Regions from separate parts of the Mus musculus genome. Here all the other regions are linked to region 2. The links are chromatin loops, found by intact Hi-C in ENCODE. Cell type or tissue: heart. All regions are shown on one strand.

What was found. Hi-C counts contacts between places; a loop is a spot of excess contacts. Peaks named below come from ENCODE experiments on the same cell type or tissue, not always from the same donor. Only the 100,000 strongest peaks of a DNase experiment are listed, where the experiment ranks them.
Region 1: it touches region 2 in a loop (2.1-fold over the local background); 4 of 42 quality-filtered maps call a loop at or near these places.
Region 3: it touches region 2 in a loop (1.9-fold over the local background); 4 of 42 quality-filtered maps call a loop at or near these places.

Annotation. Positions count from the first base shown.
Region 1 is chr5:136,407,962-136,415,961 of GRCm38, reverse strand. It overlaps Cux1 (cut-like homeobox 1), which reads left to right. Exons shown (of 23, transcript NM_001291234.1): 3 at 7,935-7,982. The region is part of intron 2 of Gm16599 (a long non-coding RNA gene); the gene reads right to left. Among named protein-coding and RNA genes, the nearest start is that of Gm16599, 19 kb to the right of the region's middle. In heart, no CTCF peak of the experiment used is centred here; a DNase peak (open chromatin) is centred at 4,881; H3K27ac peaks cover 2,578 bases.
Region 2 is chr5:136,459,426-136,467,425 of GRCm38, reverse strand. The region is part of intron 2 of Cux1 (cut-like homeobox 1); the gene reads left to right. Among named protein-coding and RNA genes, the nearest start is that of Gm16599, 71 kb to the right of the region's middle. In heart, no CTCF peak of the experiment used is centred here; DNase peaks (open chromatin) are centred at 1,235, 1,852 and 4,535; H3K27ac peaks cover 5,474 bases.
Region 3 is chr5:136,383,695-136,391,694 of GRCm38, reverse strand. The region is part of intron 4 of Cux1 (cut-like homeobox 1); the gene reads left to right. It also overlaps a transcript of Gm16599 not described here. Among named protein-coding and RNA genes, the nearest start is that of Gm16599, 5.2 kb to the left of the region's middle. In heart, no CTCF peak of the experiment used is centred here; no DNase peak of the experiment used is centred here.

The DNA of each region.
Region 1 (8,000 bases), 51 kb after region 2:
CTGAGGAAGACACAGGCTTCATACCTGGTCTGGGTTCTTTGCCCTGTTCATAAAGGAGGAGTCACAGGTGCCATAAATGACACCAGGAATAAGTGCTCAGGGCTAATTTCCCTTTGAGGCAAACTGATGCTCTGCATCTTCATGCATTGTACAAATATTCATGAAGGCTGTTGTGAGGACTGATGGCTTAAGAAAGCAGCTTATTTATTATTATTGTCTAGTGGTCCAGACCTGTAACCTCAGCACTCAAATGGAAGCAGGAGGATCATAAGTTGGAAGCCAATGCAAGCTATATAAGACCCCCCCACACACACAAATACACAAAGCAGGAGGAGGAAGAGGGGGCAGGAGGAAGGGGAGGGGAGGGGAGGAGACCTAGGAAGGAAAACATAGCGGTGGTTGGGCAATGTTGTTGTTTCTTTTTAGGAAGGGAGAATGGTCTGCTGTTGCTTTCCAGTTAGAGGGCTGTGCTAACTTTGTATGTACTCAGCTTTCTTGGATTTATCAAAACTGAATTCAGATTTCTGAAATGAAGCTGTACAAGGAAATATCTAGATTTCAAAAAAAAAAGATATTCCATTTTAGTTGGAATTTTAGGGTTGTTTGGGTTTCTTCTTCCTCCTTTTTCCCCTTCCTTCCTTCCTTCCTTCCTTCCTTCCTTCCTTCCCTTTTTTTTTTTTTTTTCTTTTTGGTAATGACAGAGTTTTTTTTTTTTGTTTTTTTTTTTTAAGATTTATTTATTGTTATATGTAAGTACACTGTAGCTGTCTTCAGACACACCAGAGGGTGTCAGATCTCATTACAGATGGTTGTGAGCCACCGTGTGGTTGCTGGGATTTGAACTCAGAATCTTCAGAAGAGCAGTCAGTGCTTTTACCTGCGGAGCCATCTCACCAGCCCATGACAGAATTTTGTATATCTCATGCTGGTTTGGAGCTCACTACAAACTGTTGATCTTTCTGCCTCCACCTAGGTTCACCTCCCAAGTGCTCGGTTTAGCTTTACAGGCATGCACCATCACTTCTGCCGTATGTGGTTCTAGGGATGGCATGTGTGCGAGCTGTATCCCTAGCTATGCTTTCTGTATTTTTAAAGAGCTGGAGGATTTGATAGGGCCACTGTCCACTGAGGCAGGTACTAGAACCCTACTCCTTCCTTCTTTTCTAAAAGTTGCTCTACTAGTTCCTTCTAGACAACCCCTGTTCAGTTTGACTCACAAGTCAGATGGCACTGGAGACAGCAACAGGGACAGGGAACAGCTGCCAGGCATGTGTTTCTCAGAACAGAGGAACAGAGCCTGGAGACCATGTGTGAGGCACTGGAAGGAGGCCTTATATGGAGGGGTCCAGGAGAGCCCAGCCCTATACCCTACACCAATTTTCAGAGGACAGGAGGACCCAGTGGTAGAAGACAATTTAGTCGTTTCTACCTCTTTTCAGCTTCTCGTTGTTCTAACAAAGCTGGGGACCTGGGGGACAGAGACTCTCTAAGGAAACCAAGTGACTACAAATTCCCTTTCCCCTCTCCTTTCCCATCCCTTTCCTCTTCCCTTCCCTCTTTTCCTTTTCCTTCCCCCTTTTTTTAATTTTTATTTTTTTATTAAAGACAGGGTTTCCTGAAGCTCAGGCTCGGCTTAAATATTTAGGTATTTAGAATAGCCTTAAACTGCTCCTCCTGACTTCACTTTCTTAGTGCTGGGATTGCATATTTGCACCACACCTGAACTATGGTGCTGGAAAGCAAACCCAGAGTCTGTAATTTTTAGGCAAGCATTGTATCAAATGAGCTGCATCCCCAGGCAGTCAGACTTCCTTTCCTTTCCTTTTCCCTCCCCCCCACTTCCGTTCCCTCCTCCCTTCCTTCCCCCTCCACTCCCCCTTCTCCCCTCCTCCTCCCTCTTCCCCCTTCCCCCTTCCCTTCCCTTTCAAGACATGGTTCCACCATCAACCCTAGACTGACCTCCAACTTTTGACTGTCAACCCTCCTGCCCCAGCTTCCCTAGTCCTTAGATTACAGGCATGCAATGTAATGTAATCCATTGTAGTATACAAACCCCCTTGCCTGGTTTAAGTGAATTGGTAAGCAACTCTTCAATTGCCACTCTACCAGAGAGCTTTCCACCCAGCTCAGTAGAAAGTCTTGACCCCGTTGTGAGTCCCCATATGGTAGACAGGACAGCCAGGACAGGTGATCTGAGTGTTGGATGGCATAAACTGACAACTTGCAATATCCACTGAAGAGTTCAAAGGGCATCCCTGACTACCCTCCTTGCTCTCTCTGCCAGCTCAGTGATTGTTTAGAGAAGGTTTAATGTGTCTTAGAGAGACATATATTGACTCATTTCAAATATTCACAACACCCGGTGAGTGGCACTACCCCCTTGAGACTCATCACACCAGTTAAAACCATCTTCTCCTCTCCTCCTGTCCTCATCCCTCATAGGCGTGACAAAAAGTCATATATAGTTTATCCACAAGAACTTCAGGACTTCAGTATGTATCCTGAAAGACCAGGGCCCCCTTTTACAAAATATCACATAGTCCCTAAATAGGAGCTCCTGTAGAGTTGGGTGTTTGTTTGCTTGCTTGTTTAGCAACAACTTGGGGCCTATTATTCTTATTTTATTTTCAAGTTAATAGTGTTTTGTTAGCTATAATGCTTAGATTTTTTTTTGTATGTGTTTTGTTCATTTCGGATTCAGGGTCAATATAATAATGAGCCATCAGATATAAAAATACCTGTTTCTCTTCCTGCAGTTTAGAATAACATGTGTCTTGCATTGGATGGTACCAGTTTTAACACATATTTGATATAAAAATGTACTTTGGGGCTGGAGAGTTGGCTGCTCTTGCACAGGACCTGTGTTCAAGACCTAGCAGCCACATGGCAGTGACACCTATCTGCACCTTCAGTGTTAGGGGATTTGATGGCCTCTCTGGCCCCCTCAGGTACCAAGGGCACACGGCGCACAGACAACATGTAGTCAAAGCACCCACACCCTGGCTTTCAGGAACTTGATCTGTAGACGGGACTGGCCTGGATCTCACTCACAGACATCTGCCTGCCTCTGCCTTCCAAGTGTTGGGATTAAAGGCGTGCCCCACCACTGCTCTACCTATAAAAATGAGTTTTTAAGTTGTGCTCTGGACACACAGTCAAGACATTTTCATTTTTAAAAATTTACATATGGTAAGGGATATGTGTGCCTGTGTCTATGTGTTCCTCTGTGTATGTCAAGATCAGAGAGCTTGCAGGATTTAGATTTTACCTCCATACTATAGGCTCTAGGGTTGAACTCGGGTCCTCAGGCTTGGCAGCAGTCGTCTTTACCTGCCATCTCCTGGCTCTCGAAGACACTTTCCAGTTAGAATCCCCTTTGTGGGATGTGTGTATGTATGTGTGTGTTTAGGAGTACTCATTCACGTTCATATGAAGCTCAGTGGGCAAACTCAGGAGCTACCCACCTTTTGATATAAGGGGTCACACTGGGCCAGAGATCTCCAAGCAGGTCAGGCCAGCTCGCCAGCTAGCCTCAGAAATCTGCCCATTTGTTCCTCCCCAGTGTTGGGACTACAAGTCCATACCACCATGCCTGATTAAGAATTTTCTTGCTTTGAGGTTTAGATAGTGAACGCTTCATATAGTCATAAGGAAATGTGTCACTATGTGGCATGTCACCTCCCAATCTGAATATTTCTGAGAGTCCTTTGTGCAAATGAATCAGTCCACCTTTTTCCCTGAGTTAAGACCCACCCCAGCTTTTCACAACCAAAACACAGGAAGAAAAGGTAAACTGTGTAAGGCAGATGTGGATCCAGAGGTGACACCTAAGCATGAGCCATGATGGGTAGGGGCAGAGATGTCCACAAGGCTCTCGTTTCTTTTTAAGCCAGTGTGACTAACTCTAGCAACTTTTTTTAAAGATTTATTTATTACTTAATGTATCCGTTTTATGTGCATGTATGCATGTATTATGTGCATGGTTGGTACCCACAGAAACCAGAAGAGGGCTTCAGAGTCCCTGGGACTAGAGTTACAAATGGTTGTAAGCCACCGTGTAGGTGCTGAGAATTGAACCTAGATCATCTGTAAGAGCAACATGCTCTCTTAACTGATAGCCAACGCTGCAGTCCAGAATCATGAAAATCACCTCTACCTGGAAATGGCTCTGGTAATATCACCTTTGTGCTGTTTACTCAGAAGAGAGGGACAAACAACATATTTTGGCCTTTAACAACAGACACTTGATAGTAATCACTTCAAGGCCATCACTTTCCCTAATTTAAAAAATGATTTATGTGTGTGTGCAATTTGTTTGGTTATAGGAGGGCATGCGTGTAGAGGTCAGAGGTCAACCTCATCTCATTTCTTGAGAACTTTCCATCTTGCTTTTTCAGACAAAGTAACTAGCATGTGGGGTTCAATGATTCAGCTTGACTGGCTTGCCCGATACCCCACAGTAATCCTTCATGCCCAACTTTATACCAGGGTGCTAAGGATCAAATTCAGGTCCTCATGGTTGCACAGCAAGCAACAAACTGACTGAACCATCCCCCTACCCACAAGGGCCTCACTTTCTGTGATTAAGCTATGTTTTGCTTTTTGTTCAGTGATTGGTACAAGATGGAACAAAATTGATAGCAGTGGAAACCCCATAACTCAATTAAGCACTCCACTCTATTGTTAGGACTTTTCAAACATGTGTCAGTTACCAAGTTATAACTCTTTCTAGTGTGGTTTCAATCAACTCAAACCCCACCTTTCTTCAGTTGGCAGTTGTCACGAAGGTTGTGCATTGATGGTGACCCAGGACCAGAAGCGGTAGAGACTGTGGTTTCAGTGGCTGTCTAGAATGCAAAGGGCACCATGCTCTAAAAGAGGATAAATCATTTCCTGTCCATGCTAACCGACGGCGACAGAGTCCCGTGGGCCAGAACTGAGCAGCTTTGAATCTCTCTCCTCAGTTTAGTAACAAACCAGATAATATTTGCAGGCGGCAGATTGAGATAAGGCATTTCTCAAACTGCCAAGAAATAAAATTAGAATGAGTCTTTTAGCTGCTGGCTTGAAGTGCATCTGTGTTGGTGTGTGTGTGCTGTGTGAATATACAGTCAGTTCTTTTTCCCTGTCAGCCATGGAGAGAAGGGGGTGCATGTGCACCTGTGTGCAGACAGATGCACATCTGGCTTTAATATCAAAAGGGTTGCTTCAGGGACTGGGGTTGTGGCCCAGGTGGCAAAGGCCTGGATTCCATCTCCAGATCACACCAGTGAGGCATGGTTTGTAATCTCAGCCTTCAGGAGGCAAAGGCAGGGAGTTCGAGGTCATCCTCAGCTACATTGAGTTCAAGACCAGTGAGATCCTGTCTCAAACCAAAAGGAAATAATTAAAAAGGGAGTGTGACAAGCCTGTCACGAGAGGCAGCTCTTGGGCCTTTCTGGAATCCTGTTATAGGCTACAGAGGTAACTCTGTCACCTCTTTGCTTCAGACGGTTGGTTTTCTCATGAAGATAACCTCATACCAAGAGAGGAGGTTAAGGCACCCAGGGGCTACATGGACTTGGGCCCAAACTGACCCATGAAACTCTCCCCTCTTCCTTTTCTCTGCTGAGGTCCCCAATTCTGGGCTCTTCCCCTCTGTCATTCTGTAACCTCACCCAGCTTCTCTCGGCCCTCAGAATGCGACTTTATGAAAGAGGACCTGACTGGCATAGCTTAGGTTGGCTTTGAACTTGTGATCCTCCTGAATCAGCCTCTTGAATCAGCCTACTGCTGGGGTTTATAAGCATGAGTCACCATACCTAGCTTTTGTAAGCCACCTGAGTGACACACAGGTGTCCATCAGTACATGTTACTCTTTTAGTGGCTACTGCACATGCCATTTCCACACGTGTGGTGATTTAATCCTTTATATTTATGTGCATATATTTGCACATGCATGTGTTTATGTACATCATGTGTATGCAGGTGCACATGAGGCCAGAAGAGAGCAGGGTGTGTGTGTGAGAGAGAGAGAGAGAGACAGAGACAGAGACAGAGACAGAGACAGAGACAGAGACAGAGAGAGAAGGAAGGAGAGACAGACAGAGAACTGAGTTCAGACTCTAACTTGTCAAGCTCCACGACCTTAGATAAATTTCCTTCTCATTCTCAGCTGTGGACACCCTTCTGTTCAGTATTCTAGTTCATATTTTTGATGGGTTCAGTGGGCCAAGGTTAAGGACTGCTGGTGTCAACAACAGAGTGAACATTCAGTTAGCACTTGCAGGCCTGGCCATGTTCCTCCTGGTCCTTTCCCTGGTGCTGTAACTAAATAGTGAACACACTTGCTGTAGCAGCTGCTAAACCTACTCCAGCGGCTCTCTGTTCCTTGGACCTTCCCTGCTGCTAAATCTAATCTTGCCTTGGTTTTTAGGTTTGCAGCTTTCTGTAGTAGCAACATCCTTCTCTTGGGAACTCCCTTTGTTTAGCTCAGTACCCTCCTGGCTCTTAGTGTTCTTCAGAGCCTCTTTAACCTCTCCCACTGACCCTCAGGATAGGGACTTGCCATCCCTGACTCTCCATCACAAGAGAGTACTAATTTTAAATGTAATCTTGACCTGAGCTGCCCATGATGGAAGCAGTCAACCACCTGTGGCAAAGGACAGCCTCCAGGCCCCGAGTCTACTCCCAACTGAGCTGTGTAGCAAATACCCATATCGGGAAGTGGAGGCTTAAGGTTATCTTGAGCTACACAGTAAGTTCCTGGCCAATCTGAGTTACATGAGACCTCGTCTCAAAAAACCAGACAAAACTCAAACACAAATCTTCCTCCTGTTGTCCTTTGTTTTTATCTTCTTTGCCCTTTACTGTTAGATTTTATCCTGTCTTTCTGGAATGGCTGGTGGTGGGCTGAACAGAAAAGTATTTTATTCCCTATTGCTTCTATCTGCTTAAAACAACAGAAATACATCATCAGACACTGCTGGAGGGTGGGAATCCAGAACAGGATTTACGAGGTGGATATGGAGTTGCCAGCAAAAGCTGCATTCCTTCCAAAAGCTTTAGGAAGGTCTGGTTCCAGCCTGCGCCAGCTCTGCCAGGCTCTGCTAGCCCTCTGGCCAGGACCCTACATCTTACTATCTCTCTAATCTCTGCTGCTGTGTTTGAGTCCCCTCTGACTCTCTCTCTCTTGTATGGACTCCTGTGTTTCTACTTGGGCAGTCTGATGACATTAGCCCCACGTACATGGTCCAGGATCCTCTCTCAGACCCACGATTGTTAATGTAATCATAGCTGCAATGTCCCTTTACTGTGTCAAGTCATGTATTTACAGGTCTCAGGATATCGTTAGGGCTATTAGTCTTCTACAGGTAGCAATGTTTGTGGGGGTGGAGGAGGGAAGCCCGTGAATTCATCTCCTTGCTTTTTGTCATTGAACTTAGTGTAGAAACGTAGCAAATCATCCAGTGGAGGAGCAGAAACTGTTGGCTTCTCCCAAAGAGGTGATACACCTATGAAGGACAGCCCTTAGGAAACTGGGTAAGGGAGGTGCCTCAGTGGGTAAAGGGTCTTGACATGAGAACATGAGGACCTGAGTTCAATCCCCAGCACCCACATAAAAGCTATGTGCTTGTAATCCCAATGTTAGAAGTAGAGATAGGCAGACCCCTGTGGCCTCTGTAGCCAGACAGCCTCCCTGGATCTGTAAGCTTCAGTGAGAGACACTGCCTCAAACAGTAAGCAGAGAAGATTGAGGAAGACACTCCACTCCTGGCCTCCACAAGAACACATGCACACATGAATTAGTAGAAGTTCACTCTTTTGTCTTAAGACAGGGTCTGTCTTTGTGGCTTTTTGTGGTGATGATCTGCACAGAGCCTTTGTAGGAAACCTAACCAATGTTGTTCTTCTTTTTCCTCCAATGGCTGTGTCCTGACCTCTGTTCCACCCAGGATTTACGCAAGCAGGTAGCACCACTGCTAAAGAGCTTCCAAGGGGAGGTGAGTACACGTGCATGT
Region 2 (8,000 bases):
CTGTTTGGATTTGTCTTATATATGTGTTTCTATACAGTGCGTTGGAGGTTGCCGACAGGTGGTTTTTCTTTGTCTCTCTGTCTATCTGTCTGTTTCTCTCTCTCTCTTTCTGTTTGGATTTGTCTTATATATGTGTTTCTATACAGTGCGTTGGAGGTTGCCGACAGGTGGTTTTTCTTTGTCTCTCTGTCTATCTGTCTGTTTCTCTCTCTCTCTTTCTGTTTGGATTTGTCTTATATATGTGTTTCTATACAGTGCGTTGGAGGTTGCCGACAGGTGGTTTTTGGAACAAGGTTTCCCACTTCACCTGGAGCTCCCTGTCTCAGCTAGCCAGCCCACCAAGCCCAGGGGCCTGCCTGTCTCTGTCGGGGTGACCACCACAGCTAGGTTTGTATGTGGGTGCTGAGTATCAAACTGAAGTTTTAGCAGGATCTTTACCTACTAAGGCTCCATCCCTGCCCCACCCCTACCCCCCAGATACAGTCTTTAGAAAATTTTGCATTGTTATTTATTTTATTTTTTTAAAAACATTTTTTACATTCATTTAGTGTGTGTGTGTGTGTGTGTGTGAGTGTCTCTGTGTGTGTCTGTGTGTGTAGTGTGTGTGTGTCTGTGTCTGTGTGTGTGTGTGTATGTAGGTGCATGCTCACTGCAGTGCCCTTGTGGATGTCAGATAACAACTTGGGGCAAGCTGGTTCTTTCCTTCTCCTGTGTTCCCATGTGAGTCCTGAGGACCAACCCAGATTGTCAGACTTGATGGCAAGCCCCTTTATAGGTTGAGCCGGCTTGCTAGCCCAAATTCTATACTTTAATTTACCCCTTTGAAGTTTGTGAGTGTATCTATGGGTTCTGAGGAGTATTTGCATGGTTAAGTTCCAGAAGTGCCTGTAAACCTTAAAAGAGCAGAGAGCACTAGGAACGGCTTGTTAAACTACAGACAAGGGAAAGGGTTCTGTCCTGCACCCACCCCCACCTCCAACGCACATACTGTTTTACTGAAAATTATCAAACATGCCAGTACATTGTCTCCTGGGTCTGTTTTTGCATTCGTTAAGGTAGAAACATCCACAACTTCTGTTCCAGTAGGTGGAGAAAGACTTAAATCCTAGAAGCACTGCTCATCTACCTTTTTAGGGTATTACAGGTTTAGCTTGAGGGCTGGAAGATGTCCAGAAAAGTATGACTCAGGGAGAAAAAGACTACTCCCAAAGCACGCAGGGTGGAGTGTCAGGGCCAGCACAGTAACATTCCCAGTGGGGAGACCGGCTGTCTGCAGAGCGGAGACACTAGGGCATAGATTTGCTTTCACAGAACAAGTGAAACGGAACAAAAGGGTTTTTTTTTTTTTTTTTTTTCTTTGACTTCTCATTCTCAGAGGCCCAGTTTCTGCAGGTGTGTGTTTTGCTGACACCTCGTCCTCCGTGTTATTTCAGACGAAGTTCACTTCAACAGTATCTCCACCCCACTCCCACCCCAACTAACTGGCTGCAGAAAGGAGACATTCTGTCGCCCCTGTCCCCTGCCAGCCTACTGACGTTAGGCAGAAAGTAAGCAGTACGTCTCCCTCCAGTGCACTTGTTTGAGGGTTTCCCCTCCTTGTTTTCCTTTCTTCTTGGCCAGCCAAAGCCTCTTGTAGAATGGAGCCATCATGGGACAGTACTACCTTCTCCTCAAGTCAAAAGCAGCTGATGTTCTGCCCACCACTGCTCCCAGTTGCATCCTCTCTTCCATTCTCTCGTTCCCGGCATAGAGGAAGCAGCTCAGCAAGAGCACAGCCTTGCTTTACTGGCTGCTGGTAGATCACTTTAGCTTTTCCATTCCTCATTCAGCTCAGCTGGGAGTCTGTTCCTCCCACAACTGGCCACGATGACTAATGAGGCCACATCCGTGGTCAGTGCGGCATCATATTCTGCATGGAGGTGCCTGATGGAGGCACTCTCCTCCTTATCTTGATAAGGCTCACACCAAGGAAAGAAGGTGAGCTATTCATGTCCAGCTAAGCCAGCAGTAGTTGTTTCTCTGTGCTCATTTGTCTGCCCAGCACTTCTATGGGCACTCACTGGGCTAGCCTTCATGTTCTCTGGTGAGTGAGTACTTTTCAGTGACAAGTGTCACAAGCAGGGCATACAATAAGGACTTATGCTCAGCACCACCCAGAGCAAGAGGAATAATTTTGCCAGGAGTAAGTCTATATTGTGTCCTTTCCTATGAGGTTTTGGTTATAAAAATGGCATTGGTCATTTTCTAAGTTCTGAATGTAATCTACTCTCTTAAGACAAGATTTCATATAGCCCCGAATAACCTTGAGCTCTCCATGTAGCTAAGGCTAACCTTGACCTCCTGACCCTCCTGCCTTTGCCTTGCAAGTGCTGAGGTTACTAAGGTTACCGGTGTGTACCAGTACACCAGCCCCCCTCCCTTTTTGAGACAGATGACACCGGCATGTAAATCTAACTGCTCAGAAGACTGGGGCAGCAGGCTTGAGAGTTTAAGGCCTGTCTGGGAAATTTAGTGAGAGCCCATTACAAATAAAAGTTAAAGAAAGAAAGCACAGTGGTAGACTTCTTGCCTAAAATCTGCCAGCGAAGGGCTAGAAGTATAGCTCAGGGGTAGAGCCCTTGCCTTGAAGGCAGGCACTCCACCAATGAGCTGCACCCCTAGCTCTTGCTTTTGTTCTTTAGGCCATCTGTCTTTAGGATTTACCATCCCAGTATGGAGTCTGCAGGCTTCCCAGAGGGCATATGGGGTATTTAGTTTACTACTGGAGAAGTCAGTGTGCCCTCTTGCCCACTGTTCTCCTTTAAAGGTTTCAGGGTCTCAAGGTATGTGATCATGATCCTCTTCCTGGAGCTGGTCCTGGGGGAGGAAGGGTTGGTCACAGTCTGCTGTTTCTGATCCTCAGAGCTAAGACCAGAAGAACAGAGCAAACCCAGTTTGCTGAACTCAGTTCCTGGTTTACTGCCGAGAAGGGAAACAGTTACTGATGTATTTCAGTTGCCTCTGACTTCCTGTTCTTTGGATTTTTGTCAGTTTTAGTTAGGAGTTTCTTCATGTTTATTTACAAAGACTTTGGGAAACTGTGTTGAAGAGGGAATCCCTCTCTGCCTGGATCTGTGCCAGACACTGGGGATAGGTTCTGAGCAAAAGTTGGATTCTTGGTAGGATGTGCAGGCAGCCTGACTTGCCCAAAGTGCTACTGCATCCTGAGGGTAGGAGAGGGAGAGAGTACACAGTTCTTAACCCAGGCTGGGACGATGGATTGGTTCTAGGCTGAGCCTTGCTCAAGGTTGTGAACATGCCTCACATGGATATAGTGCAAGAGTCCACAGGAAGCTTGATGTTTCCCAGTAGCTGTGGCTAAGAGGATGAAGCTTGGAAGTAAGTAACAATGCAGTTGTGGGCTTAGAAGGGGGCGTCACAGGACATGAGGAAGATGCCCATGACCAAGAACGAGCTTGGTGATGAAAAGAAGATGCAGACTGAGGTACCCCAGAAAGTCTTTGGGGCAGGTGTTCAGGATTCCAGCTGGGCAGCTGCCAGGGTTTGGAAGAGCACAGAGTGGGCTGACATCTAGAAGCAACAGCTGACACACAGATCAATACATTGGTGCCAGGTTTAAAATTTGACTCACTTTCCTTTAAAATAATCTCAGTACACCAGGCTCTATGCAAGCTTGACAGTATCCCTCTGTTCAGCCCTATGTGGATGCTGGGAACATCTCCAGTGGTTTTAGAAGAAAGTCTTGGGAGTGTGGAGACATGTTGCCTCATCAGGATATAAAAAAAGTGCTATCTTTAGAGCTCCAGGTACATGATCAAACCTCTCAGACTAGCCAGAAGCAAGACCCTCCCCTACTCTGTTCCCCTTCTTCCTTCCTTCTTCTCTCTTTCCTTTCCATTTTTGAGACAAAGTCTTATGTTCTCTGCTGGCCTTGAACCTGCTATGTAGTCGAAGATGACCCTGAACTTGGAATTCTCCTGCCTTAATCAAGGGGTATGTGTGTGTGGTGCTAGAGATGGAACCCAAGGCTTTGTGTATGCCAGTGAAGCACTCTTAATAAGAGTGCTTATAGCCCCTGATCCCTTTTGGTATTTGGAACAGGGTCTTCATATTCTGTTGCCTTAGTTGGCCTTAAATGTGTGGTGACCCTCTTGCTTCAGCCTCCCAAGTACTAGGGGTTATGGGCATGAGCCACTCTAACTAGCCTGATTATTCAGAAGCCCTCAGTGAAATAACAGGCTCAGTCTGAACAGAGAACTAATTTGGTGGGGTCACCTATTTTGATTTCTGGACTTTTTAAAGGAAACTTTAAAGCCACAAGCAAAATATCTTTGGACGTGGCCTGAAATGACGCTTTAGTCACCCCACAGCAGTGTCCTGCTGCTGGCAAAACAGTACCTTAGCAAGGGCTTCTGGAAGCTTGGGAGTTGTTACTCTAGACCATGCTTGTGTATACTTTTTAAAGGTGGGGGCTGCTCATGTGCTTCCTAGTCTTAGCCAGCACCCTCACTCCCAGCCCGGTGTGCAGAGACCTGCACTGGGTTTATCTCCGTCACTGCAAGTGTTCCCTGTTCCCTGCTCTGTTAACAGAGCTATAATTAACTCACAGGACGCCAGGCAGCCAGATTCGGCCAGGCGCCAAGAAATCAGCCCCAATAACTATATTCACATTGTCAGTAATGCCCACTTCACAGCTTCTGCTAATTTGAAATGGCAAGTTCCAACTTTCCATAGTCAAATTACCATTTTTGTACCGTTCTATTACATGGTGATATTTGTCCATTATTTGGGCTATGTAAACTTGGTATTATAACGACAATTAGTTGTTGTGCACTTTCTGAAATGATTTGCAATTACATCTCTTAAGAGGCAAATTCAAATCTGCTCTGTTGGAGTGAGCCACACATTTGCCTTGGTGCCCCATACACGTCAGAAGTCAGATTTTCAGACAGTTCAAGTGCCTTGAGATTCTGCAGTAAAAGTGAGCCCCTAAGTAGAAGGAAGGGCGTGAGGTAGGAATGCAGGTCAGTCTATGGAGTGTTTGACTGACTGACAAACTCCGAGTTCCATCTTCGGTACCACATAAAACAGGTGATCCCAGTACTTAGGTTAAAGGCAGGAGGATAATGGTTAAAGGCTGTACGTGGCTACACAGCAAATTCAAGGCCAGTCTGGAGTCTGTGTGTGCCAGTTCACACCCCTGTGCATACACAGAATCCAGTTCACACCCCCGTGCATACACAGAATCCAGAGGAGGACATCAGGTGACTTGCTCTATCAATCTCTGACCTATTCTCTCGAGCCAGTGTCTCTCACTGAACTCTTATCTAGGCTGGCAACCAGCAAGTGCCAAAAGTCCCCCTGTCTCTGTCCTCTGTAGACCTGAGGTTATAGCTGCATGTGCAGTGATACCTAGATTTTCCCATGGATGCTAAGAATCTGAACTCAAGTCCTCACCTGTGTGTCATGAGCCCGCCTCTGAGCCATCTCTCCAGCCTCTTCAAGTATCTTTTCAGCACCAAAGTTTCCTGGTTTCCTCATGAAAATGGAGACTTTCCTTGCCTCTTTATCAGTTCCTTTGGGCCATCCAAACTCTCGGGAACTTGAGATCTGTGGCTCCAGGTACTATCAATGACCCAAGGCTATCCTCGTTCATTGGAGCCACTTGCTAGGTCCCCCTGCTTAATGGCATTTAGTTGCCTGATTGGGCAGTATGGTTTTTGGTCACTTGTCAGTAAAGAAACTTCAAGAGGCCCAGTAAGGGCCATAGCAATATCACAATGTCAGGATGTCAGGGCGCAATCAAAGGACAGTAGCCCTGGTGTGTTGAAATGAGTGCGGAAGCTTGGAGGAGGTGTGGAGAAACGTTTATAGCAATACGACATTCCAGTGACATCCAAATGGCATTTTCATTATAGTTTATAAAAATCTCAGTGCACAGAGGATTGGAAATTAAAACATCCATCTGTGTAACGGCTGGAGGTATAGTTCAACAGTAAAGCACTTGCAAAATGTGAGCATTTAAGTTGAGGGGTCTGTCCCCAGGACTACACATACTGGGTTTGGGGTGCAGAGCTTCACTTGGAGAGGCACTGAGTTTCATCCCTAGCAACTCAGAAAGCAAAGCTGAACCAATCCATAGGGTGTTCTTTCCCAAACAGATTATTTGAGAAACGTTGTTCACTATGTGTTGTTTAACACCTTCTCTGTTTGAGTTTCATAGTAATATTTTGAATGTGTGAGAGTACATGTGTACCCAGGTATCTGTGCCCACATACACATATGTATGGAGGCCAGAAGTCAGTGTTGCTGCTCTGGGTGCTGTCCACCTTGTCTTTTTGAGACAGATTCTTTCACAGGCCTCAGACTTGACTGGCTAGCCTAGGGAGCCCCAGGCATGCACCACAACACTGGGCTTTTTATATGGCAATTCAGAGGGTACAAAGGCAGGTCCTTATGCTTGCATAGCAAACCCTTTACTGACTCTCTAGCCCATCTTAGGAACTTATTTAGTGTCGGGCAAGGGGCTTGTTTTATCTTGCTAGGCAGTGGCCTACCAGCATAGCCACTGATGGTGGGACTTCTGAGAGGAGAGGGAGGAGGAGGAGAAGGGAGGATTCCCTAAAAGCCTTTACAGGCAAATGGGTCCTTTCAAGAAGTCAAACTCCCCGAGCCTTGAGTTATGGTCTTCTCTTTATTCTCCCACATAGCCTTGGACTGGAAACCATAGCCCACAGCTACATGTTGCTGTCTGTGTGATTGAAACTAAGAACAACCTCCATGTTTGAAAGAGGACACTTGCAGAGTACTTGAACAGCATGTACAAAGCTCTGGGTTCTACCCCCAGTACTGCCTAAACTGGGAGTGGTGGCTGACAACCTGTAGTTCCCAGTACTCCAGAGGTGGACAGCCTCCTCAGGGGTTTAAAGTTAGCCTCTGCTACATAAAACATTCAAGTCCAGTATGGGATACATGAGAATCTGTCTATCACTTGAGAGTATATGTACATATTTGTGTGAATGTAAATCACATGTGTTGGAGTGCCCATGGAGACCAGAAGAGAATGATGGACCTTTGAGCTGCATGGGAATTAAAGGCAGGTGTGAGCTGCTCCTACCTGACACCGTCTTTTTAAAAAGGTGTTTGGGTGGGGGTGTTTTTACACTCACAGATTCTATAAACTTCTGATGTCAGTACCCAGGGTGTGGGCTGAGGCTGGGGCTGAGTGGGTGAGTGCTTGCCTAGCATGCACGAAGCCCTGGGCTCTGTCCCCAGCACGCCTACCCCAGCTGTGTACAGAGCCACAGTTCTACTTTTCACCACATTGACGCGTGCCGTTCTGTGGTTTCAGGTGTGATGCAAGACTACCATCCTCTGCGTCTCACTTCTCATCACACATTGAGGAGATGTAGTTAAAAACACTGGGGGTGCAGAGGCAGGAGGATCTCAGAGTTCTAGGTCAGCCAGGGCTACATAGTGAGATCCTGTCTTAAGAAACAAACAAAAATAAAGTTTTATTGGAGTCTAATTATGCCTGTTTGCCTCCTGATGGTCTCCTGGTGCCTCTTTCCCACAGATGCCATGTGACCAGCATGGCTTACTATCTGAGCTCTGTAGGAAGAGCCTACTGGCCTTCCTTGGTGCACATTCTCATCCTTACTTACAGTTCCTGTACCAACAATCTGACTTGGTCTCTGCCTCCAGTTTGTCTCCTTTTCAGTCTGTCTGTCTGCACTCAGTCTTCCCAAGATGCCGTTCTTTCAGTTGTTAGTCCTGATGACAATCTACTCCTAGCACCCTAAATATGCACACTCCTGGGAAGTCTGGTCCTGAATAATAGCACCAGTAATTACCAGGGTCCTAAAAGTCCTGCAGAAAAGAAAGTTACTCAACATGGGTTAGTGTGATACCTAGAATCCCACTGAGCAGAACAGTTTGTCTTTGTTGGTCTGCTCGTGTCCGTCAGTGAGGGATGGCAAACATACATGGTAAATGCAGTC
Region 3 (8,000 bases), 76 kb after region 2:
CTGGAGGAAAAGTCACATCGGAAGGACATATTTCCTCTGCTGACAAGGAAACCAAAGGACCCACACACGTAGCAGTCACGTGTTTGCCCTGTTTGGTAATCGTGCAGACATCACTCAGAGTAGACACCTTAACGAAACTGAAATGTCTTTTGTGTCTGTAAGGGTGTTCTCATTGCTTGTGAGAAGGGCCTGGTCTATAGCACTGATTGCTGACAGCTACCCCCTCATTGCCACCTTAGGCTTTGCTCTTCTCTTTTAGAGCTGAACCAAACAAGGAATTCTCTGAACAGAAAATAGAGAAATGTAGTCCCCCACCATGGGCTTGCTCTGGGGTCTCAATTGTATTTTTCTCCCTGTTGAATCTCAATTTTCTCATCTGTAAAGTGGGTAGGATGTGGGGATGACATAGTAGTGGAGAATGCTTTCTCATGTTCCAATTTTTTTTATTGCCTTAGTTGTTTGTCACGCTCTAAGTTGTAAATTCTGACCTAGCGATTTTCTGTAAGAGTTTGTCTGTGACCAGGGGTTTTCTGAAGACTGGCCAGGACCCACAAGGAGGCTTCTGAACTCTAAGTGGATTATCTGGTGTTCAGGGTACACTGCATGTCCTAGTTTGCTTCTCTATCCCTGTAATAAAACAGGGAGCAAATCAATTTGGGGCAGGAAAGAATTTATGTGACTTGTATGTCCTGATCCTGGTACATCACTGAGAACTAAGCCAGGGACCTGGAAAACAGGAACTAAAGGAGAGTCCATGGAGGAAACTACTTGCCAGCTTGCTCTCCATGGCTTGCTCAGCTGCTTTCTTGTACAACCCAGACCACCTGCTCAGAGGTGGCCCCACTTACAGTGGGCTAGGCCTCCCATGTCAATCACTCATCAAGAAACTACCCCATACAGTTGCCCATAGGGGCAATTCCTCTTTCCAGTGTTGCTCTAAATTGTGTCCTTTTGACAAAACCTAACCAGCACACTATCCCTCAAGTTCCACCAATTTGATGGATGCTGCTTACATTTTCTTTTCTTTGTCTTCTTTCATTTCATTTTCAACGTACATGATATGGACTTGCTTCTCATGTGTAAGACATCTGAGGTTTGTTTTGTTTTTTTTTTTCTACGAACCATCATAGGATGTCTACTCCCAGGATGCAGCCATTTCCACATCACTCATTTCCCTGGTATTCTCTTAGTCCCTCCTGCTCAGCAGGTTCTGCTCCTGCCGTCACTTCAGACTTGCCCAGGCGCCAGTGTTCCACATGAAAGCTGTGGTCTGGTGAGCCGGGGAATTATTTGAAGTGGGCAGCTCTGCTTTGTGTTCACCAGAGGCCTTACCTCCGTTTTGACCTCCGTTTGTTTTCCATCTAAAGCTTCCATTCTGTACAGAGTCAAGCTTATACCAGGTCCCAGCTAAGTAATCACTTAACAGTTTGTTGGATTCTTTTTGTTTGTTTGTTTGTTTGTTTGTTTTTTGTTTTTCTGAGACAGGATTTCTCTGTGTAGCCCTAGCTGTCCTGGAACTCACTCTGTAGACCAGGTTGGCCTCGAACTCAGAAATCCGCCTGTCTCTGCCTTCCGAGTGCTGGGATTAAAGGCATGCGCCACCCCGCCTGGCTAGTTTGTTGGATTCTTAATCTGAAATTATATACTGCCTTGGTTTCCCATAGAACATAAACAATTATTTTTCTCATTGAAGTCTCATATATTTTTTATAAATAAAGACCTTTATGTAGTAGTAGTTTTCATAATTATATTGGGCTGGAGAATTTTATTTTACATTTATCTATTTGATTGTGCATATGTGCCCCAGAGCATGTGTGTCCATCAGAGAACAACTTGTCAAAGTCTGTTCTCTCCTACCTTGTCGGTCATATCAGACTCAGGTCCTATAATCGCTTCTTTTACTCATGAACCATCACCGGCTCATGTTTTTGAGACAGGGTTGTACTGTGTATCTAAAGGTGACCTCAAATTCACTATGTAGTCCAAGTTACTCTCTTAACATACCACAGTCCTCCCAAGTGCTAGGTATAGATGTGCCTATACCTTGGTGCCACCACACCAAGCTTGGGTAGCAGCAGTTCTTAGCCTATGTGTCGAATCCCTTTTGTGGGGGGTGGGGGTCATATCAGATATCCTGCATATCAGATATTTACATTAGGACTCATAACAGTATCGAAATTAGTTTTGAAGTAGCAACAAAATAATTTTATGGTTGAGGTTACCATAAGAAGAACTATAATAAAGGGTCGCAGCATTAGGAAGATTGGGAATTAGTAGGCTAGAGAGTTAAAGTTCACATTGAAGCTAGAATAAATAACATTTATTTGGAGTTGAGAATGTAGTTTAATTGATAGAGTGCCTATCTAGCATTCCTGAAGCCCTGGGTTCAATCTGCAGCCACATAGATCCCGGCACTGTAGTACACACCTGTAATCCCAGCACTCAGGAGATGAAGGGAGGAAGACCAAGAATTCAAGGTCATTTTTGGACACATATGAAGTTCCAGGCCAACATGGTCTACTGGAGAGTCTGATATCAAAGTCAACCAAAACACACCTACATTCCAGGTAGATCAGTTTTACCCTCAGCATGCTAAACATGCTGTGGACTGACAGATCTGATGAGTTACCTAGGAAGCTGGGCTGGGGTGCTCCACCTGGATTGTGCAGCCTGGTGATTTCTTAGATGAGGTAATCCTGTGGCCAAGGCTTCCAGGAAAGGCGTGGTCAATAGTGCCTCATTTATTGACAGCTACCCAGCCAGGCAGGGTCCAGGAGCCTTCTTCATCTGTGGGCTTTAGGCTGCAGTCTAGTAGAATACATATTGAGTTCTACTTGTGAGAGACAGGAACTCATATTATCACATGCAGCTTGGGGAAGCCGACAGGTATGTCAGCTATGTGCCCTGTGCCAGGGCTAGATGTCAGTACCAGGAGCTCTGGCAGGGCTGCCAGCCCCAGGAAAGCTAGGTCCTGAGGTGGCCCCAGCCACCATGCTGCCTGGAGCTGCACTTCTTTGACTTTTCTAGCTCCTTGTTTGGGGGATCTGCTAGAAGGGAATTGCCTCATGGCCAAGGTTGATTCTCTTGCTCTGAGCCCAGCAACAGGCACACAAAAAGTATGAGCCAGGCAGTTAACAAAGCCTTCCAGAGACCCCGGGTGGCTCTCCCCAACGGTCACCACAGTGAGTTGGCTTTATCTCTATCCAGCTCCCATCCCTGAGCAGAAGCCTGCATGGCCAGCTGCCTCCTGGGCTGCCCTCTGGGATGGCTAATGGTTCCTGTTCCCACCTAAGGAACACTGTCCTCTCCCTTGGTCCCTGCTGCTTCTCTCACTATCTCTCACCTGTCTGCTTACCCAAGTCCTAGCCTTCTACTTGTAGGATATGTCTATCCCAACTCCTGCCATGATTCTCCACACTGCAGGTGCCCCAAGCATGGCTCACAGTTCATCTCTCCCTAGACCTGCAGATTAATTTATATGAGGACCCTGCATCCTACAATGTCCTGACACTTCTTCCTCTGATCTTACAGTCTGGATCTTTGTAGTCCAGGAAGACAGAATTCACATCTTCCTGCCTCGGCCTCCCAAATGACTCCCAAATGTGACCTACCATGCTCAGCTTCCTCACCCACACCCACCCCCACCCTTTTGAGATAGGGTCTCATGTAGCTCAGGGCTCCCCTCAACCTTGATACTTTAAACTTCTGATCTTCCCACCTCCCTGACCTAAGTGTTAGGATTATAGGCGTGCACTGGTGGGGATTAAATCCAGGGTCTCATGCAGGCTAGCTAAGCAGTCTATCAACTGAACTAACTATACTGCTATTACAACCACAGTTGGACACTGCACAAAAATGTTTCAGTCAACAAGGGACCACATGTACAACAACAGTATAAGGCCAGCACCTAATAGCACCTCCCTGCCTTAGCTTCTGTAAACTTTCTTGGGAAATGTCAGAATCACATGACACATTTCTCAGAATGTGACCCTGTGAATGCATGGCTGTACTTGGTAGCCCTGGGTTCTTTCACAGGGGACACTAAAACAATGTGGCCTTGTCACTAATCATCTCCCAGGTATCAACTCCAGTGTCTGCCATGTAGTAGAAATTTGGTAAATATTTGCTCAAAGAATGTACAAATGGATGTATCAAATCATTTCTTCAAAGTGCTACGTGAAGCCAGGTGCTGTAATCCTAGCACTAGGATTGTGGAGGCAGGAGGATCAGAAGTTTAAGGTTATCCTCAGCTCTATAGTAAGTTCAGGATAGGGCCACATGAATTCCAAAAAAGCTATCTCAAAAATCTAGAATAGAGTCAACTGAACACAGTATGTTTTGAGCATAATGTGCATCTTGCTCCTGTGATTGACACCTCCCACAGGACTGAGCTCACTAGAGCATCTGAAATACCAGACAGCAGCCACTGTTCACTCAGATTGTCTGGCCCTGCCATGGAGTGCTTTAATAGCTCTCTGAATTTTCATTTAACTTTTATGTCAGACTATAAAACGTTTCATGGCTGCAAAGCCATTGCCACCCTCCACTCAGGGTCCAGCACATGTGATTGGCAAGTCCTCCATCATTCTGAGACTTTACTTGATGCTGGCACCTGCATCCAGCCAGGATCTCCCTACACCCTGCCTATTCACCTAACTCTGACCCCTAACCTCTCCTTGACTGGTCCATATTAAAAAAAAAAAAAAAAGATAACCCCTCCCCCAAAGCCAAGTGTGGTGACTCACACCTCTAAGCGCAGCACTGGGGAAGGTCAGAAAATGCAAGGTCACTCTTAGCTACATAAAGAATTCAGAATGAGACTCTATTTATCGGTTAAGAGGAGTATTGCTGCTCTTGCAGGACTAGAGTTGTGTTCCCTTGTTAAGTGGCTCACAACTTCCTATAACTTCAGTTCCAAGGACCAGACTCCTCTTTCTGCTTCTGCAGGCAAATAAAAAATAATTCTAAAGAAACTCTGTCTTAGTAAGAGTTTGTATTGATGCAACAAAACACCATGACCAAAAAGAAAAAAAGTTGGTTTTTTGAGGGGATTTTTTTTTTTTCTGCTTACACTTCCACATTGCTGTCATTACCAAAGTAGTCAGGACAGGAAGTCAAACAAGGATGGAGCCTGGAAGCAGGAGCTGATGCAGAGAACATGGAGGAATGTTGCTTACTGGCTTGAGCTGCCTACTTTCTTATAGAACCCAGAACCACCAGCCCAGGATGGCCCTGCCCACAGGCTGGGCCCTCCCCCACTTGATCACTAATTGAGAAAATGCCTTACAGATGGATCTCATGGAAGCAGTTCTTCATTTGGGGATCTTTCTGTTCTGATGACTCTAGCTTGTGTCAAATTGACATGATCCCAGCTAACCCAGACCCTGTCTCCAAAAAACAATCAACTATCCAACAAAATCCCAACATGTTAAAGATACTGGCTAGGCCTTCTATTGCAAAATAGACTTGAACTGGTCATTATCCCAGAAGTTACAATAATATGGCCTTGGTGGTAGAGAGATTTTTTTATTTTTCTTTTAAAATCCACACACCTCCACTTCCGAGTGGCAGCTGATGATTTGTTTGAGATGGGGTTTCCTTCTTGTCACTCAGACTCTTCTGGAACTTATGATTCTCCAGCCTCAGCCTCTAGTGCTGGGATTACAGCTGTGTGCTGTGCACCTCCAGCAGTCAGAGCCTTAGGCTTTGCACAAGAAGACATTTTACATCTGTGACCCCAGTTTAAGTTTTTAGTTATTTGTCCTTTACTTTATGATTATTTTTATTATGTTTGTGTGTGCTTGCATGCCCATACCACAACACACGTATGGATGTCAGAACCTTTAGAGTTGATTTTCTCTTTCCAATATGTGAATTCTGGGAATCAAACTCAGGTCATCAGGCTTGTTAGCAAATATACTTATGTGCTTGTTCCCATTCCTTTATTTTTTCAAACAGGGTTTCATGTAGCCCAGGATAACCCAGCACTTGGTATGCAGCCAGCACTGGCCTTACATTTTTGATACTTCAGCCTCAGCTGGTGCTAAGGTTCTGAGCATGCCTGCCTACCACACCTGGCTAAATTGTTTTTAATATTCGATGCACAAGTACAAATGTCATAACCATGTGCCAGCATTGGGCCCTGATAGGATTCCCTTGGTAGAACTTCCCCTCTGTTCAGCTTTCTGTCCTTGAGGCCATCATCTCTCTGTATTTGGGTCCGTTCCTGTGGGCAAGGACAGAGTTTCAGCCTGGTCTCCTGATGCCAACAACTCCCCAGTGCAAAGCATAGTTTAAAGTGTACCATTCAAGACACTTAAACTCTGCCAGCACCTCCTGGCAGTCTGTCACATGGATGCCTGGACTGAGAGTCCCAACAGATGCACAGGTCTTTCCTTCCCCTGCCTCCCCAGTACTACGCACACACTTTGCATAGTAGAGAAAATATTTCACAATTATGTTTTGAGTGAAACAGCTTGTATCTTTAACTGATGCTACAGGAAACGTCCCTGCCTTTAAAGGGTGCCCCTCTCCCATAGCTGGAATACTATGAAATGATATAGCATAGCAGGAATTTTCCTGGGTTCTAGGCAGAACCATGATGGCATGCATAATCTGCCAGTCATTAACCTTGAGTGGGTGACTTGCTTCAGATTTTCATTCTGCAATAATGTATTTATTTGCAAGCTTGTGAGAGAGCCACATAATCAGCAAAATAATCACTTGTACTCCAAGTCTCAGTCTCTAAGCTGGCCGGTTTTATGTCAGCTTGACACAAGCTAGAGTCATCAGAGAAGACAGAGCCTCAGTTGAAAAAAAATTCCTCCTTAAAATTGGGCTGTAGGACTGGGGGACTGGGGGAAGGAAAGGACCTGTGTGCCTTAGCTATGAAGTTCCTTGGTAAAATCGCTTTGCAAGCTGCCAGTCTTCTTGCTTCTGCAGTCACTTTGCAAGTATTATATTTTACTCCTGACTCAGTGGCAGTTTACTTCCTACCAATGAGACCCTTCAAATGCAAAAACAGTGCCTGGGAGCTTTTAAAATTGAAGTCTTAGGAAGGATATTACCAGCACTATAAAATATTTATCGCCTCATGAAACAGGGCTCCCACCCATGTTGTCAGAACCACCTCGACTTGCTTGATTGACCTAGGAAACTAGCCTATGGTTTTGAAAAGCACCTGTGTGGTGGTTACTTTTCTTATTGCTATAAACAAAAGCAACTTACAGGAGAAAGGGCTTGTTCTGGCTCAGTTTTAAGAGATGCAATGTATCATGAGGAGAGGCATGGCGGCAAGATCATAAAGCCTGGTCACACTGCAACCACAGTCAGGAAGCAGAAAGAGATTAATGCTGGTGCTTAACTCAGTCTCCTTTTCAGTCAGTCCATGACCCCACCCTGGGACATGGGTCTTCATGCCTCAATAAAATCTTTCTAGAAACACCTTCATAAATCCAGAGGTGTATTTTCGTGGTGATTCTAAATCCACTTAACAATGAAGATTAACCATCACAATATAGCATGCATTTTCTGAAGCGCTGAATGAAAACTTCCTAGAGAGCTCAATCGTGGGTTACTCTATTTCCAGAACTTTATACAAAGTTGACAGAAACTCTGCACAAGGTTTGTGTCTCCAGGCACCCAATGTTAAAGGTAGGATTTGGATAAAGGGGACTCTCTTCATGAGGACCAGCCCCATTATGAAGACCCAGAGATCAGCTACACACACACACACACACACACACACACACACACACACACCCGCACGAGACAAGGTCTCAGTAGCTCCAGGCTGATCTCAAACTCATATGGCCATTGAAAACCTCGCACCCCTGATCCTCCAGCCACCCAAGTTCTGGGATTACAGATGTACACCACCATGCCCCATTTACATGGAACTAGTACTACCACTGCGTGTGGTAGGCAAGCACTCTACAGAGTTACAGCCTCAGCTTGGGGGCTGCTTTTTAATGTCCCTCCTCAAGGGTGAAATAGCCATC